2 separate regions of the Homo sapiens genome follow, and region 1 is linked to region 2. Evidence: chromatin loops called from intact Hi-C (ENCODE). Cell type or tissue: Caco-2. All regions are shown on one strand. Links, peaks and the distances in the headings refer to the core of each region. The heading gives the core; the rest is flanking DNA. Region 1 has its middle 41 kb from the start of PPM1A. Region 2 holds the start of C14orf39 (chromosome 14 open reading frame 39).

Region 1 (8,994 bases), core at 365-8,364, 280 kb after region 2:
GAAGAAAAATAATGAGTGAAGTGTCCAATTATTAAAGAAGAACCTGTTTATTTTTTAAATGAATAACAGTAGGTATTAAATCACTACAGTATTTGTGTTCTACTAGCTACATTTGAAAGAGTGGTACAAGAGTTTTATTATTTAATAGTAATTTCAATTTTATCAGTAATTACCTTTTTATTAACCATTCAAACTTCTGATAAAAGTGGTTAGATGTTGATTTAAAAATATGTGAGGAGTTGCCTAACTTTCAAAATTCTTCTCTGCTATCAATAGTTAGAAAAATCCCTTGATTTAGGCCAAATGCAGTGGCTCATGTCTGTCATCCCAACACTTTGGGAGGCTCAGGCGGGCAGATCACCTGCACTCGGGAGTTCGAGACCAGCCTGAGCAACATGGGAAACCCTATGTATACAAAAAATACAAACAATAAGCCAGGCCTGGCGACACATGCCTGTGATCCCAGCTACTCAGGAGGCTGAGGTGGAAACATTGCTTGAGCCCAGAAGGTCGAGGCTGCAGTGAGCCAAGATCACGTCATTGCACTCCAGCCTGGGTGACAGAGTGAGACCCTGTCATACACACACACACACACACACACACACACGCACACATACACACACACACACACTCCCTTGATTAAGTACATCAGAGCTTTAATGTACAATGCACCACAGTAAGATTTAAGAAGGGAGAAATGTATGAATTTCTTCTGTAAGGTGGAAAAGGGTAATTGTGAAAAGGAAGATAAGAACCAAAAACTGGCAGGTGCATTTTCAGGTGGATAGGTTTATAAAAATGTACAAAATTGTTTTAAATTTTGCAAAAGGTAGTTGAGTATCTCTGCCCATATTCCCTTGGAAAGTCTTTGTGTTCCACTGGGAGTTCACATAACACAGGTTAAAAACTGCTGGTTTAGCCCAAACTTCATTCTGCATCACTCAAATAAAATTAGGATTCTGTAAACAAAGACAATTCTACAATATCTGCAATAGGTAGTCTTCTGAGAGTGAGTCAGAGAAACAGCAGTGGCAGAGAATGGGAGCTCAAGCTTTCTAGAGAACAAAGGTAAGATTGCTGGGCTATGTAGACCACCTGCTGATATCTATAATTAAGATTTTATTGTGATACAAATCTGGATTGGTTTTGTGATTTTTACGGCCACGCTCAGCTGCTTAGGCATTGACACAGGGGAGGACTGGGGGTTCTGTAGGCAGATGCTATGAAAGGAGAAAAAGCCAATTAAGCCTAGCATATTTGCGATAGGATGATTGTAATGATGGGCTCAGGAATCTAAGCTGGTGTGGGAGAAGGGAAGGCAAAAGGGCATGATGGCAAAAATGTGGAAAGGATCATAGATCAAAAAGCCTGACCCAGGCACAGTGGCTCATGCCTGTAATCCTATCACTTTGGGAGGCTGAGGCAGGAAGATCATTTGAGCTCAGGAGTTTAAAACCAGCTTGAGAATTATAGCAATACCTCCATCTCTACCCCCCAAAAAAAAAAAAAAAAAAAATTAGCTAGGCATGATGGCATGCACCTGTTGCTTGTGAGGCTGAGTGGGGAGGATAGCTGGAGCCCAGGAGTTCGAGATTGCAGATTGCAGTGAGCCATGATGACATTACTGCACTCTACCCTGGGCAACAAAGTGAGACCCTCTCTCAAAAAAAGAAAAAAAAATCTAATGAAGCTAAGCAGGAAAGCTGGAAGGAAGAGATAATGGATGACTGATATGGTTTGGCTGTGTCCACACCCAAATTTCATCTTGAATTGTAGCTCCCATAATTCCCACATGTTGTGGGAGGGACCCTGTGGGAGATCATTGAATCATGGGGGTGGTTTCCCCCACACTGTTCTCCTGGTAGTGAATAACTCTTACAAGATCTCATGATTTTATAAGGGATTTACCCTTTCGCTTGGCTCTCATTATTCTCTCTTGCCTGCTGCCATGTGAGACGTGACTGCTCCTCTTTGCCTTCCACTGTGATTGTGAGGCCTCCCCAGCCTTGTGGAACTGTGAGTCCATTAAACTTCTTTTTCTTCATAAATTACCCAGTCTCGGGTATGTCTTTATCAGCAGCATGAAGACAGACTATTACAATGACAAATGGGATGTTCGAATTTATGATTTGTTTTAAAAATGTCTGTTCATGCCCTTTGCCTGCCTTTTAATGGAATTATTTGTATTTTTTGTTGTTGAGTTGTTTGAGTTCCTTGTAAATTCTGGATGTTAGTCCCCTGTCAGATGCATAGTTTTCAAATATTTTCTCCCATTCTGCAAGTTGTCTGTTCACTTTGTTGATTATTTCTTTTGCTGTGCAGAAGAAACTTAAACTTTTTAGTGTAAGTCCCATCTGCCTATTTTTGTTTTTGTTGCCTGTGCTTTTGAGGTCTTAGTCATGAATTCTTTGACTAGACTAATGTCCAGAAGAGTTTCCTGTAGTTATTCTTCTAATATTATTAAAGTTTCAGGTCTTACATTTAAGTTTTTAACCTATCTTGAGCTGATTTTTTTTTATTTGGTGAGAGATGGGGGTCCAATTTCATTCTTCTACATACTGGAATCCAATTTTACCAGCACCATTTAGTGAAAAGGATGTTCTTTTCCCAGTGTACATTCTTGCCACCATTATCTTCAGTGAAACAAGTAAGACACAGAATAATAAATATCACCTGCTCTCACTCATATGTGGGAGCTAAATAATGTTTACACATGGACTTAGAGTGTGGAATGATAGACAGTGGAGACTCAGAAGAGAAACGCAGTGGGAGGAAGATGAATAATGAGAAATTCCCTAATGGGTACAATTTATGTGAATTGGGTGATGGATACCTAAAGGCCCTGACTTCACCACTATGCAATCTATGCATGTAACAATATTGCACTTGTGGTCCATAAATTTAACAAAAAAATGCCTTTGGGTTGTAATGTGATGAATTTTTGGGGGTGAAAAGCACAAGGGGGTGACCATGGCCATGGGTAGCTGTGCAGGAATGGAGATCATCAGGAATTAGGAGGGTAGGTAACTGAGATGCAAGGCTAATGGATGAAATTCAAGGGTAATAGCAGGAGCCATGTAGAGAAGATGGCTGTCAGTCAGGCTCTTCAGTGAATTTGAGTAGGAAGCAAAAGGGAGATCGGCAATTTGTTATTCCATGGTGGGTGGGGCGTGGTGTAGTCCATACAGTGCAAGCCTAAAAGGAGAAGAGGTTTTTATGAGAAAATGGAATGAGGAGGAATGTCTGAAAGTGGCTCTGGAGAACAACAAACAGAACAGTTCTACTTCTCAACCCTGAGGGGTATGGTGCTTATTAGATTTCAAAGCTCTTCGTGCTGAGAGAATACCACTTTCCTTTCTACACATGAAGTACACTGTGATTATAGCTCTCATGTGTGGGTGGGTATAACCCTGAAACTTTGCATACACAACACTGAGAAATACAATCAAACTGGAAAATATATTTTAAAATTTGTATTTTCCAAATATAGGGAAATGTATAGATTCTTGCTTTTAGAGACTACATGAAGAATTTCCCACATTTTTCAGTTTTCAGCTACCTCTTTGGTATCCTTATTTTCCCGAATTTAGGCCTTCTTACTCTATGGAAAGATATTGAGATACAATTTATTTGCTTCAAATTCTATCAACAGAGTAATTTTTGGTCCAGTGGCCTGTACTGCTATTTATTTTTCCACTGCTTTCTATACTTACATGAACACCTGGTAAGTGTCAGGCACTATGTTAGGCACAGATGCAGTAGTTAACAAGACCTATCCCCTCCCTTTAAGGAGCCTAATCTAATGGGGAAGATAATGTAGATTATCATTAGATACCTCATTCATTTATTTGTCCACTCTGGCATTGACTTATCCATTCATCCATCCATCCATCCATCCATCCATCCATCCATCCATCCTTCAGCAAACATTTATTAGGCACTCAACTTGGGCATAGCATTACCTTAGCAACCTTGACCACTGTGCATTTGTGGAGATCCATGACCCATAATTACGGGTCTGATCAGTAAAAATAAATCTGGAATTCCTTAAGGTAAAAAGCACATTTTACTAATACTTGCTATTGGATAAAGGGCATATGGATGGTCACAAAAAATACTCTAACAGTCAGTATAATGTGTCTAAAAGCTTGGACTTTGAAGTCAGATCAACTTGAATTCAAATTCTGGTTCTATCACTTTTTAGCTGTTTGCCTTCAGGCAAGTTTAATCTCCAGGCTCCTTAGTTTTCTCAACTGTAGAATGGAAATGATACTTATCTCATAGAAGTGTTGAAATTGAGCAAGATAATATCTATATAGCTTAGAAAATAAGTGCCTATTAAGTGACATGATGCCGTCAAAAAATTATTAAGGCAAATAGAAACAGACAAGACTATATGGCCACACTCCATCACCTCTTTCTTTTTTGGGTCAAATTTGGTAATAACCACTTTGAAAAGAAAGGACATGAAAACACACACACACACATACACGCAAGCACACACACACATGTGTGCACACACACAAGTGTGACACAAGAATCTGGACAGTGGAGAGCCCTGATAGCCCAAGGGTTCCATGTAACTTCTGTGACACGAGACCTTTTCCACTTTAGCAGGGAATGAGCTGTTCACAGCACCGGCGGTAAAATCCAGTTATCTAACAGAATTAGGTTTACGCTGGCAAGATGCTTTACCTGGGGCTGAGAAAGCCACTGGTTCAGATCCAGCAGTGTCAGAATTTTGCCACATTTCTATTGGTGGGGGCTTTGGCATAAACCATCAAGGCTCCCACCTGATAATGATAACAATGAGTGAGAGGTCATTAATTCTAGCAGGTTAACTAATACATTAACTTCTCCTAGAGAAGAGGGTTTCAACTTGCCTGCACCTTGGAATTGCTATGGAGCTGTTAAAAAGGAATGATTCCAGGTCCCACACCCAGAGATTCTGATTTAATTGGTGTGGGATTCTGTCTGAGCATGGGGATTTTTAAAAACTGCTCTAGTGATTCTAATGAGCAGCTAGGGTTGAGAAACCCTGCCCTAGAGCCTAAGGTCCCATTTCAAGTCATAGGGAAGTTCCCATCTATATTGCGTAAAGCCAATGGTTCCTATGCACACACGAATTCATTCTCTCTCTCTCTCACACACACACTCATACACATACACTCTAGCCACTTTCTAATCTTTGAAACCTCACTGAGAAACAAGAGTGATAAGGTGAGTAGATACTAAGACAGTTTTAATTAGAAAATAGTTGAAGGAAGAAATACTTCAGAGAGTTTGTAGGCAACAGAGAAGACATTCAAAGAAAGAAGTAATATAGGTCTCATTTGCCAATGGATTTCCAGCAACTGGGATGAGGGGAATGAAGGAAGGAAAGGGAAGAAGCAAGAGAAAAGAGAAACAGGGGAAGGGGAGAGAGAGAGAGAGAACAAGAACACAAAGATGCGCAGATTTGGAGCGTCAATGGGGGTTGGAGGAGGTTTAAGAAAGTCCCTGACAGGAATTCTGTGGAAAGTCCACAGAATATAAGCACAAGGTCAGCTGAGGAAGAGAAAAGACTCAGTCGATGCTGGGCACGTATTTTATTGAGTTCCCATCAGTTGAATTTGTGCTTTCTTCAGCAGCGACACCCCAACCTTGTCATGGATGACCATGACCCCAGTTTGGGAGATTTGAAAGACCCTCCTGCCCTGACTCGGCACATTTTCTATTTCTTTCTTTCTTTTTATTTCTTCTCCTATTGATCTTCCAATAGTCACTATGGCCCGATTCTCAGTGCAGCCTGCAGTCTACGAACTAAGTGTAATGTGTTCTAATCTGCTCGGACGTTGTGCTCTGCTCTTTGACTGGTGCCAATAGATCTGCCCTGATGTCATGCACGTGGTCTTGGTTGGGCTTCTTATAATCTCAGCTCTCATGTATTAATTCTGGCAGGGAACAATATGTGCTGAGGAAGAAAAATGCAGCCAAGTGGCCCCGGAAGAGATTACACCCAAACTTTGATCTTCATATATATTGTTTGGTTCAAAGGGTAGTCATTGGTCTCAGCAACTCCTTCCCAGGTACTCTCATGTGATCCTAGGTAATCAAGCCTAAAACGGTACACTTTTCTCCCTGACTCATTTTTACCAGAACAATCATAATGAAAATGTAATTATATGACAGAACACCGAGGACATAGAACTTCACTCCTTTGTTGAGGTAGTCTTTTCACATAGAATTTTCATTTGCCAGTAGCTTGATGTCTGCTACTCCTAGAAAGATTTCTTTAAGATCTAAAGATTACACGATGCCCCAAATTTGAGAACCTTTGAGCTCCCTATTGACCCGTGTTCTACCAATTGTGAAGTGGAACAAAGAACAAAGGACAAATTTAAGAGGTTTCTACAAAAGAGCTGGATACCAGCAAAAGACATGAAAAAAGATATAAACAAACTGTAGAAATAGGAAAATGTATAGTAAAATTTTATACATGTGTCATTTAGTTCCTCTTCCCTTAGGAAATTATGATACATTGGGAACAATTAATACAAGGATGATATATAATAAAAAATTATCATGACCTAAATGTTTATCAGCTTGGTTTGTTGAATAAATTATGGTACATACATATAATGGAATACTATGGACAGTAATAGATGAGATGGAATGCTACAGTTATTGTATATGTTAAGTTAAAATGCCAATTGCAGAACAGTGTGATCCAATTTGAAAAAAAATCTGGAAGAGACACACTACAATGTGGTAGGGTGACAGAATTTCTCTTCTTTGTGTCATTGATTTTTTTTTTTAGAGTAAGCATTCACTGCTTCTATAATCAGCAAAAACACTGAAACTTTTCCACCCACACCCCCATAAAACAAAAAAAAAGAAAGTATTTGTATGAGCAAGTAAGAATTTACATAAAAGGTGATACTATTTCCCTCCTCCCCCCACCACACACACATCTTTTTCCCCTGGTACTGGAATTCAAAAGTCAGTATCACTGTGGCAATGACGAATAGGCAAAGGTTTGGTAGAGCCATGATGTTCCGAGATTTTTATTAAAGAAATTCACAAGCCTGATGAGTTGAAGAAAGCCTAAAAAGCTTTCTCCTTTTATGGTGTTGTGTGTATATGTTTGCATGCCCTTAGATGCAGCTTCTCATGCATCTTTTCCAATGACTCGTGGAGACTCTGGGTCAATGTCAAGAGGGCAGACTCTTTTCATATTCCCTCTCCCTTCCTGATCCCCAGAGGAAGGCCTTCTTTTAGAATCCTTGGCTGCGCCCAGCACCAGCGCTGGGAAAACTTCAAGTAGAGGAGGCTCTACCCACATTCCCTCCACAGGACCATCTTCCTCCTCTCAGCTTCCCCTCTCACCACTCTCTGTCACCTGAGATACCCAAGCTACTCCCCATAGCCTGTTTCTGTCAGCTGTGGTCCCTCACCACACATACCTCTCACAGCCTTTCAGCCTCCAGAATAACATTGCTTTCTATTCCTGGCTCCCTGTTGAACCATGACAACTCCTATCTTGTCAGGGCAATGTTCCTGATTAAGAGGAATTAAAATCTCAAAACAGGGCAAATAATCAATACTCTGACAAGTAGTACGTCACCAGGGCTAGTCACATCTCAGAAAGAGAGTTAACCTGAAGGAATGAATCTGTAATATTGTAATTTAGCCAGGGTTACAGACTAATAAGGACAATATTTTGGGTGGGTGTATGTGTCCGTGTGGGGGTGGAGGCAGGAAGCTAATTAGCAACACAACAAGGACTAGAACTTTTGTTTCCCTGTTGCTCAATCCAGGGCTCTTCTGGCAATAGTTTGCTGCCTTTTTTTTCTCCTTTATTGGAATTTAACACTTTAAGTAGTATTGTATAATTTGAAGAAAATTTCATCCTTCAATACTTTAAAGAGGAAAAGTATTACATTGCTATAGAATGTGTGTAAAACGCTGATTTGAACAGTGTTTGTAGTCATTTTGGCATATCAAACGATTATTAAATTACAGTATCTCCAGTTTAAAGCAAAGAATCAAGATAGTATTAACCCCTGCCATACTGTTTGAGAGGCAGTGAGCTCTGAAATCAGATTGCCTGGGTTGAGTGGGCAGGCAGTCTTATTTACATGCAACGGCTAGTTTAGCCACACGCCAGCTGTGTGACCTTGGGCAAATTAACCTTGCCTCTCCATGCTTGCGTTTCCTCTTTCATAAAACATGAGCAATAAAGGTATCGATCTTACAGGGTTGCTGCTAGCATTGAATGAGTTGATGCATATAAAACATTTAGAACAGAGCCTGGCACAAAGTAAACACCCGATAGATGTCCCTTGTGCAATTAGCAGTTGATGAAATGAAAGTATAGGTCACAGCTACATATATATTTTGTTGGATGCTCAAGTCAGCAAAAAATATGTTAAACATACCAGTGAGAATAGTCAGGAAAACTTAAAAAGAACAATGATAAAATGAAGACTTGCATTTCCAGGCATTACTATCTTTTATACCACCTATCAGTACAATCAGTGAAATAAAATGAGACTGTAGTAACAGTAAACAGAACAATGGAACAGAATAGAAACCTCTAAAAGCAACCCCAAACACACACATGAATTTAGTACTAGCAAGATTGACATTTGAAATTTGGGAAGAAAAATTGAGCCACCCAATAAATAGTAGTAAGACAAATGGTGAGACATTTGGAAAAGTCATCAAATCTGTTTTTTATAATTTATACCAAACTAAGTTACAGGCGGATAAAGGTTAAATGTAAAAACAAAATAAAAATATGAAAGGATGAAAAGTAAGGATAGAGTATAAAGATAACTATAATCAGCTATCAAGGAAAGGAAAGACTTCACTTAAAAATAAAGGAGAAGCCATAAAGAAACAGCTAAATAGACTTTAATATGTACAATTATTAAAATTCTGTATATTAAAAAATTAAAGAACGGGGGAAAAGTTGAATATGGGGTCAAGAGCATTACTTGATAAAGCTCA
Region 2 (8,994 bases), core at 427-8,426:
ATGATGGATTTGATGTGGGGGATGATAGGAGAGGAAGGTTGTCACGGTCTAGGTTTCTGGTATGCACAAATAGATTCTGGTCTCATTAATGAAAAGGATGAAGGAGGTCAGCATTAGTGGGGGAAATACATGAGCTGTGTTTGAGCTTGTGCTGTGGTTTGAATGTTTGTGTCCCTCCACAATTCATGTTGAAACTTAATCCCTAATGTAATAGTATTAAGAGGCGTGATGAGGGCTTAGTATTAGTGCCTATAAAAGGGCTTGAGGGAAAGACTTTGTCCTCTTCACCATGTTGGGACATAGCATTTGTCCTCTCCGGAGGACAGCAACAAGACACCATTTTGGAAGCAAAGAGTGTGCCCTTACCAGACACTGAATCTGCCAGTGCCTCAGTGTTGGACTTACTGACCTCAAAAACTGTGAGAAATAAATTTCTATTATTTATGAATTATCTAGGTAGTGGTGTTTTGTTATAGTGCAGGATGGACTAAGATAGCTTATCACGTCAGCAATTAGATACGTGGGTCTGGAACTCAGGATAGGTGTCATGAACAGTTGCTTTTCCTTTTGACTGCCCAGCATTTAAATCCAATTCTTATGTTTGGAAAGTATTTTACCCTAACAGTCTGGGAGGAAGAAGAGATTTATGTGTCATAGGCTTCTTTAATGAAATATATCTACCCAAGATTTTGAATTGGAATGAGTGACACCAGCAAGTGTGCCCTAGAAAGAATCCTATCTGTTAATAGGTGACAGTTAAAGTAAGATAGAGTTTGTAGGGCAGTTGTGGTAGTGCTCATGATAGTGATGTGAGCTGCAGTCCTCAGTGCTTGGTTGTAGTGATGGTGTCTCGACTACCAAATCTGTGGTATGAGTTTGGTTTTTGCTTCTTGCTGTATAGCACATGAGTCTGGTTCTCTAGCTATTCTGGGGAGTTTTGTGTTACACAGTAACATTTTTAAAATTTTTTACTTTATTATTATTTTTTAGAGGCAGGATCTTATTCTGTTGCCTAAGCTGGAGTGCAGTGGTGCGATCATAGCTCGCCACAGCCTTGAATTCCTGGGCTCAAGTGATCTTCCCGCCCCAGCCTCCCAAGTAGTTAGGACTACAGGTGTGCACCTATTTATTTATTTATTTATTTATTTATTTATTTATTCATTTATTTATTTATAGAGATGGGTTTTCTCTGTGTTTCCCAGGCTGGTCTTGAACTCCTGGGCTCAAGCAATCCTTGTGCCCTGACCTCCCAAAGTCCTGGGATTACAGGTGTGAGCCACCATGCCTGGTCCCAGTATTCTTCAAACAAATTTCACCTTTGCTTAAATCAGCCAGAATTAATTTCTGTTGTTTGCAATTACTGACTTGGATTGATACTAGAGGTCTAGGCTAGAGATACACATTGTGAGTCACCTGTATAGTGGTTGCATTAGAAACCATGCACATGGAGTACAGATGAAAAAAGGCCTAGGACTGAATCTGAGATTTACAACATTTAATGGCTGAGTGGAAGGAGAGGAGGCTGAAAGAGAAGATAGAGAAAATTATGAGAGATGGGAGAAAAATCATGCAGCTACTGCGGTGTTTTAAGAAGGAAAAGTGATAATGCAGAGGTCAGGTCAGTTAATGACTGAAACATGTTCATTGGATTCAGTGTCATGAGGTCATTGTCATCTTAGAACAAATTTTATGGCATAATGGCATTGGAAGGCAGATTGGAGTAAGAAAAGAGGAGGGAGACTGTGAGTTTAGACAACTGTTTAGAAATCAGGTTGGCTGTGAGAGAAATATGATGTTGACTCATAAAACCTTTAATGTCTAGGGAAGATTCTCTCTCTTTCATTTTCTGGTATAGACTTGACCATGTTTAAAGCTGATGAGAGGGATCCAATTAAATGGAAGAGATTGAATACACATAAGAGAAAAGGCATATTTGATATTTTAACGCTTCTGAGGAGGTAAGAGGAGATGGTACTCAAATACAGGTGGAGGAATTGGCTTTAGGTAAGAGGAGAGAGAGTTCCACTATTGTAACAGAACAGAAGGAGGATAGATTAATGAAGATTTAAGTAGGATCATATGTTTGATAGCTGGAATTTGAAGAAGTTTCATTCCAATGTCTTCTATATTTTCTATATACTATGTGCTGGGCATTATATTAGGGGCTTTATAGAAATTATTTTATTTAATCTTCATAACTATTCCATGATGTTGGAGTTATTACAATTTCCACTTTATATGTGAGGAAACGAAAGCTTGGATTAGAAACTTGCCCAAAGTTTTGACTTAACAAATGACAGATCCAGAAGTTAAATCCATATCTGCCTGACTGCAAAGATTGTTTATAGAGTTGACTGGATGCATACAAAGAAAATATCAAAGAAAAAATCAGCAAGACTTTGTGAATAATTATTTATGGGAGATGACTTTGGATTTAGATCAGGTTAAATCAAGATTGATGGAAAGCATATAAAGATAAATATTTGGATAACTCCCTGATAATAGGATAGGACTGGAAGTAAAGATTTGGGACTCATAAGCACAGGTGTGATAATTGAAGTTACTATGGATGCATGACCCCCAAAAAAGAAAAGGGTAGAGTTAAGGAAAAAAATCTTGGTTAGAGTCCATGGTGATGGTGAGGGGGAAAGAAATAGAAGATGAAATCTGAGGGGCAGATAGGAGAGGTGGGAGAACCAGAAGAGAGTAGTGTCTTGGAAGTCAGGATTGCAGAGAGTTTAAATGGAACCAAGTATGGAAGAGAGTAAGAAAAAAAGGAAGGGAGGAGGATAAGACTGAGAAAAGACCATAAGATTTGGAATTAAAATGTTGTCTTGATTACCTGAGAAAGTAGTTAAATGTGATGGAGATAGTAGTTAAATTGAAAAGGTCAATTAGGAAATGAGTGGAGAGGAATTGTAGGTAGGAAACACAAGCTTCCTATTAGATAAATTAAGCAATAAAAGGAAGAAAAGGAATACCGTGCAATTAGAATGAGCAGCAGGTTTAAGTAATGGATTTCTTCAGATTGTTGATTATGGATCAAGAGGCAAAGGTGTCAATAATAGATAAGGAAAATTTTATCTTGTGGGAGTACTTTCCCAGAAAATGATTTGTTAAGATAAATGTTTATCTGAGTCAAAGTTCTATAATTTTTCAAATGGAGCACTGTAATTCACTGGAGTGAGAGGGAATAGGGAGAGAGGGAAATAAAATTTATTTAAAACTCTCCAGTAGATGGAGCATCTTCATTGCTTTTCCAGAAGAAAATTTTGGAATGGAATAAGATAGATGGTAGTGGTGTTGGTAGAACTTAGGTATATTTTTATGAGGGTAATTAGGATATGTATAGATGTGAATTTAAATGCAAATAAATTGATTTTCAGATCTCAGTAAGGTGGTGTTTCTAGATTTCTACAAATTTTCATAAGAAAATCTAGTGTTAAATTGAAGTAGACTAACTTTTTACCTACTAAATTTTCTTGACAGTCATAGCAATGTAGTGCCAGTAAGACAAAATAGATTTACACTTTATATTTGCTTTCCTATGTTTTCCTAAAAAGAAGTAGTTAATAAATATAAACAAATGTAATAAGAGTAAATTTGGGTTAATATCTAAATAAGGAACTCAACTAAGCAAGAAAACAAACAATCTGATTAAAAATGGGCAAAGGACCTGAATAGACATTGCTCAAAAGAAGATGTGCAAATCGCCAACAGATATATAAAGAAATGCTGAACGTCAATAATCATAGCGAAATGCAAATCAAAACCACAATAGGATACGTCACACCTGTTAGAATGACTATGATAAAAAAGGCAACAAGTGTTGACAAGGATATGGAAAAAAGGAAAAGTTGTACACTCTTTGCGGGAATGCAAATGGGTACCGCCATTAGGGAAACAGTGAAGAGACTTCTCAAAATTTAAAAATAGAACTATCATAAGACCCAGCAATCCCACTTTTGAATACATATCCAAAGAATATAAAATCACTTTGTGGAACAGATGTCTGTGCTCTCATGTTCACTGCAACATTATTCACAATAGCCAAGATATATACTCAACCTATCCATTCATTTGTCAATGAATGGATAAACACACACACACACACACACACGGACTTTTATTCAGCTTTAACAGAGAAGGAATCTTGTCATTTGTGACCACATGGATGATGGATGAGCCTGTGGGACATTATGCTAATTGAAGTAAGTCAGGCACAGAAAGACAAATACTATATGACTTCACTTGTAGGTGGAATCTGAAAAAGCTGAGCCCATAGAAGCAGAGAGTAGAATGGTGGTTGCCAGTGGCTGGGGGAGGGAGGAGGTGGGAATGAGGAAATATGTTGGTCAAAGGGTACGAAGTTTCAGTTAGGCAGATTGAATAAGTTCTGGAGATCTAATGTACAGCATGGTGACTATAGTTAATAATACTGTATTGTGTCCTTGAAACTTGCTAAGAGAGTAGATCTTAAAGGTTCTCACCACACACACCCAAAAATGATTATATGAGGTGATGGATGTGTTATACAAATTAACTTGATCGTGGTGATCATTTCACAATGTATGTATACGTCCAAATATCATGTACGTGGTAAATACAATTTTTATTTGTCAATTATGCCTCAATAAAGCTGGAAAAACTAAGTAAAAGATTTTTCACACACACACAAAAGAATAAATCTGCTAAATTGTTACATTATCAAAACATGTTAGTTTTGTTGAATATTAATACCAACTAGTGAGCAATATGACAGCACACTATAATAAAATTGGTTATGCATATCTGATCTGAGGCACTTAAGGAAGAAAAACTTCTGAAACCTTCTTTTTCACTTAAATATTCCGTGAAACAGCTTAGGTTTTGGTGACTTGAGACAATTATTGTGATCATTTACGGTTAAAAACATTTCTACGAGAAATATACAAAGGATTGAGGCACTTTGGAGGACTGAACTGCTTAATGATTTTGTTTACACTCTTTATTTCACTTTGGATAGGCAGACAAAGCCTAAGAGCATAAATTACCTAAAGACAGCATTTTGGGCAGAAAATGTACTTTATTTGAAACTGAGCAAATGAGTCAGTCTCAAAATGTCCATTCAACTAATATGTATTTGAGTTGTGCTTGCTTTTTAAGATGTTTTGAAAAATGCTGAATTCAGAATTGAATTTTGATTATTGAATTGAGTATTTTTTACTCTTGTTAAAAGTTAATATCAATTTTATTGTTGTACTCCAAAATATTTTTAAAAACTTGTTACAAGAGGAATAAATAGGCTTTAAAAAACACTTGTCTTCAAGAAAACAGGAGAGTCTCTGACAGGTCTCTACTTCTTTGAGGGTCCTCTAACTCCAGCACCCACTTCTGTGGTTTTACGGGGCTTATTCCGCGCTTCCACCCGCGAAGAAGGAGCGGTTGCAGCCGCGCAGGTCTCGTCCAGAGCGCGATCTCGCTGCTCTTCAGCGCGATCTGCGGCTCCCGCGGCGTGCTCCGCGGGGTCTCTCAGGGCTGGTACCAGGGGCGTGGGGGCGGGGCTGAGCGAGTCCAGCCCAGGGCTCCGGGGACCGTTTGTAGTTAGGATCCGCTGTGGCGTCCTGAGTGGAGTTTGGGACCCCAGGGAGGGAGGGTGTGGGCGTTCGGGTCCAGAGGAGCTGTTTAGGTGCGTGTGGAAGGGAGCTGCATGTGGCGGTTTTTCTCTGGGCCGGCGGCTCTGAGGGGGAGCGTGTGCGTGGGTGGGAGGGGGCTGGCTGGCCCTGCCCCTCAGAGCGACCGGAGTCGCCTTATCCCCTGGGTTGGTGCGGCCCGAGGCTGAGGGCGCGGCGGGGGATGGGGGGGATGCGGTGTTGCAGCCTCGGGCGAGGGGAAGCCAGGACAGGAGGCTGTGAGGGTGGGAGTCGGCCGGCGAACTCCCACTGCGGGAGGCGCACGGGCTGTGGTTCCTGGGCTCTGAGGGGCACGGTAGACAGGAACCCCGCCTCAGGCGTATGCCGTAATGCGAATTGGCTGTTCTGTGAAAACCTCCAATTTTTTTATTCTTCGTGGTAAATTCGTAAATGCGAAATCGCACTGTTTCTCTAGGTTTACCCGGGTGTTGGGGAAGGGCTTTCGTTAGAATTTTGCTACACGTGGTTGTACACACGCCACCAAGGGACATATTCAGAGCGTTTACTTTAAAGGGCATATCCTGTGGAGAAATCTGGGTGTCCGTGAACCCTGGAAGATCCGGATGCTTGTTGCAATCCCACGCATAAGCGGTTATGCGGGTGCTTCCCACCCCATCCCCAAAACTTCAAGTCGTGCCCCGACTCAACAACGATTTCTGAAGCGCTCGTTGGGCTTGGCCCGGGAAGGGGCTGGGAATGTCGCCATGGGCTCAAGGGGGCCTCTCGTCTTCCAGTTCTGGCTCTGCCCACATGTTCCTGTGAAGAATGCTATATTGAAAAGGTCGTTACGAAATATATCCTGTTTTGCATACGACTTCAGAAAATCTTATAATTTTTTTTTTCATTTAACATAGTATCCAAGATGAATGACAGCCTGTTTGTCAGTTTGGACAGACTTTTGCTAGAATTTGGTAGGTATAAAGTGAAAAAATAGGTAGCTTTTTGTATGATCATTTGATATTTTAACAATGAATTGAAGTCACAAGATAATTATTTATTTTAGTCTTCCAGTATGAGCAAGACATAAGTACTAAAGAAGAGATGATTCAAAGAATTAATAGTAAGTAGCTTTGCATGATCAAGATATTTTAGTCTTTTAATTCCTTATGGCATATAACATACAATTGCTCTGTTTAGGGCAACTTATTGTTGGCGTTATAACTTTTGTGTCAGTTCTCTCTAGCGACAAATAAACTATTTACCCTAGACGAAATAGATGTGACTTAACTATAGTTGTTTGATAATAAACTTCTATATTCAGCATTTAATTATTTTATGAAGAATTTTGTCTTAAGTAGAAATGACCCCTTAGGTGCAGTGGAAAAGATGTTATTTTTCTCTAATAACAAGTTATTTCAAATAGTTGAGTGAAATTTTTTTTATCTTTATAGAAACCACCAGAAATCAGGGATCAAAATCGATAGATGCCACATTTTCAGGAATAATAATTCTGAAAAATAATGTTATCAGAGAAATAGCAAGGCAAATCACACAAATACTGTATAGTATTTTAAGATCCAACAAAACAACTATAAAAAATAGAGTTCTAAATTTCTTCATCGTTCTGAAAAGGTAGAGTTTGGTTATATTTTCTGCAATCAAAAAAGAATACAGAATATTAAGAATTTATTTTAATCTTTTTAAGAAATTATGTCCATTTTATCTTCTATTTAATCACTAGTAACAGAAATAAGTGAGTTGAAAGTGCGTTTAATAATTGACATAGAATTGATGAATAGAAATTTCACATTTGTCAAAAACAGAAGGCTTCTATTAGTGTCATTAACGAATAAATGTTTGCAAGAATTCATAGCATCTTAAGATACGATTGACCTTAGATATCACTGAATCTAGCCCTTTTATGTTAAAGATGAGGTACAAGGGACATTTATTTTTTCATCATTCCCAAACTGAAAATCTTCTTAGCTTCTGGCTCTAGGATCAGGCCTGGCCCTGGTTCTCTGCATTTTAGTATACGGTCCCACCCATCTCAAGCCTCGTTTCCTCTCCATTCTCTGGCTCTCTTCCTTTTAGGTAAGCTGCCATACCCATTTTTTTTCTCTATTTGTTTATTTTGAACTTATTATTTCTACATTAAGAAAATAAACATTTTCTCTTTGTAGAATGCTGTGAAGATATTAAGGAAAACAAAGTAACTATTTGTAGGATACACGAAACTATAAATGCAACAGATGAGGAAATTGATCATTACTGTAAACATAGTGAGGAGATTAAAGACAACTGTAGAAAGTGAGTATTTGAAAGAATCAATTTTCATTGCATTCTTTTATTTAGGGTTTTTGAGTTTACAGTTGAAGATACTTCCTTCAAAGTAGTATTCTGTATTAGCTAATGAATCAAGTCTTAATGTGCCTTGTTATGCCACTATGTAAAGGGATTATAGGAGGATCAGAAGAGAAATAGAACTAAACAGCTATAAGAGCTCACTAATTCAGATCCACTTAATCTAACTATAAACTTTTGAATAAGCTCAGTATATAAAATTCCTATTAAATATATTTGAAACAATTTCCATTTTTGAATTTTCAAGATCTTATTTTTGTGTGAGGGAATACGGCCTGAAGTTTTTCAAAATAAAAATATTTAATACGTTAAGAATTCTTTCAACATGGCTTCAGGTTCTGGATTCTACTAGTTAACTCTAGACATTTTGAAACAAATACATAAAAACAACAAAGACTTATTACAAATATAAATTTTCTGTACTTAGTTTTATATGGACATTGTAGTAAGTACTGTATTTTAGGATCATATTTGTTTTGAAATATTTTGTTATTCAAAATTTTAATAAGCCTTTTTTGTTTTTCCCCCATTAGTTTTTTCCCACTGGTTTTAAGAAATTATAAAAGTAACATATACCAAATACAAATGTTCAAGCAATATACACATATATGGTGCAAATAGTTTTTCCCTGCTTGCAGTTCCCGTCCCCTACCCTGTCATCCTCTGCATAGGTAATGACTCACATCCTTTTAGATCTTGAAGAGTCAACATCATTATTATGCACACCACACACACACACACACACACACACACACACCTGTCTATATAGCTGTATTTCCTTTTTACAAAAATGGACTCACTTCATTCTGCAACTTGCTTTTTAACATTTAACAATACCTAATGTAAATGGTACTGTGCATGTAATTTTATATATATTTCATTCTTTTTAACAGCTCCGTGGTATTTCTGGTATTGATGTAGCCTGTTATTTAGCCATTCCCCTATTAATGGAAATTTAGGTTATTTCCAGTCATGTACAGATATACTTCCACATATAGAGATCTATTGCTATAGAATG

The links. Hi-C counts contacts between places; a loop is a spot of excess contacts. Peaks named below come from ENCODE experiments on the same cell type or tissue, not always from the same donor. Only the 100,000 strongest peaks of a DNase experiment are listed, where the experiment ranks them.
Region 1: a loop joins it to region 2, with 5 times the contacts of the local background. A loop is called at or near these places in 5 of 110 quality-filtered maps.

Annotation. Positions count from the first base shown.
Region 1 is chr14:60,203,457-60,212,450 of GRCh38, reverse strand. No RefSeq gene overlaps it. Among named protein-coding and RNA genes, the nearest start is that of PPM1A, 41 kb to the left of the region's middle. RefSeq lists an enhancer at 4,729-4,798. In Caco-2, for the core only: no CTCF peak of the experiment used is centred there; no DNase peak of the experiment used is centred there.
Region 2 is chr14:60,482,619-60,491,612 of GRCh38, reverse strand. It overlaps C14orf39 (chromosome 14 open reading frame 39), which reads left to right and starts at 5,550. Exons shown (of 18, transcript NM_174978.3): 1 at 5,550-5,668; 2 at 6,527-6,583; 3 at 6,676-6,732; 4 at 7,796-7,922. The coding sequence starts at 6,535. In Caco-2, for the core only: no CTCF peak of the experiment used is centred there; no DNase peak of the experiment used is centred there.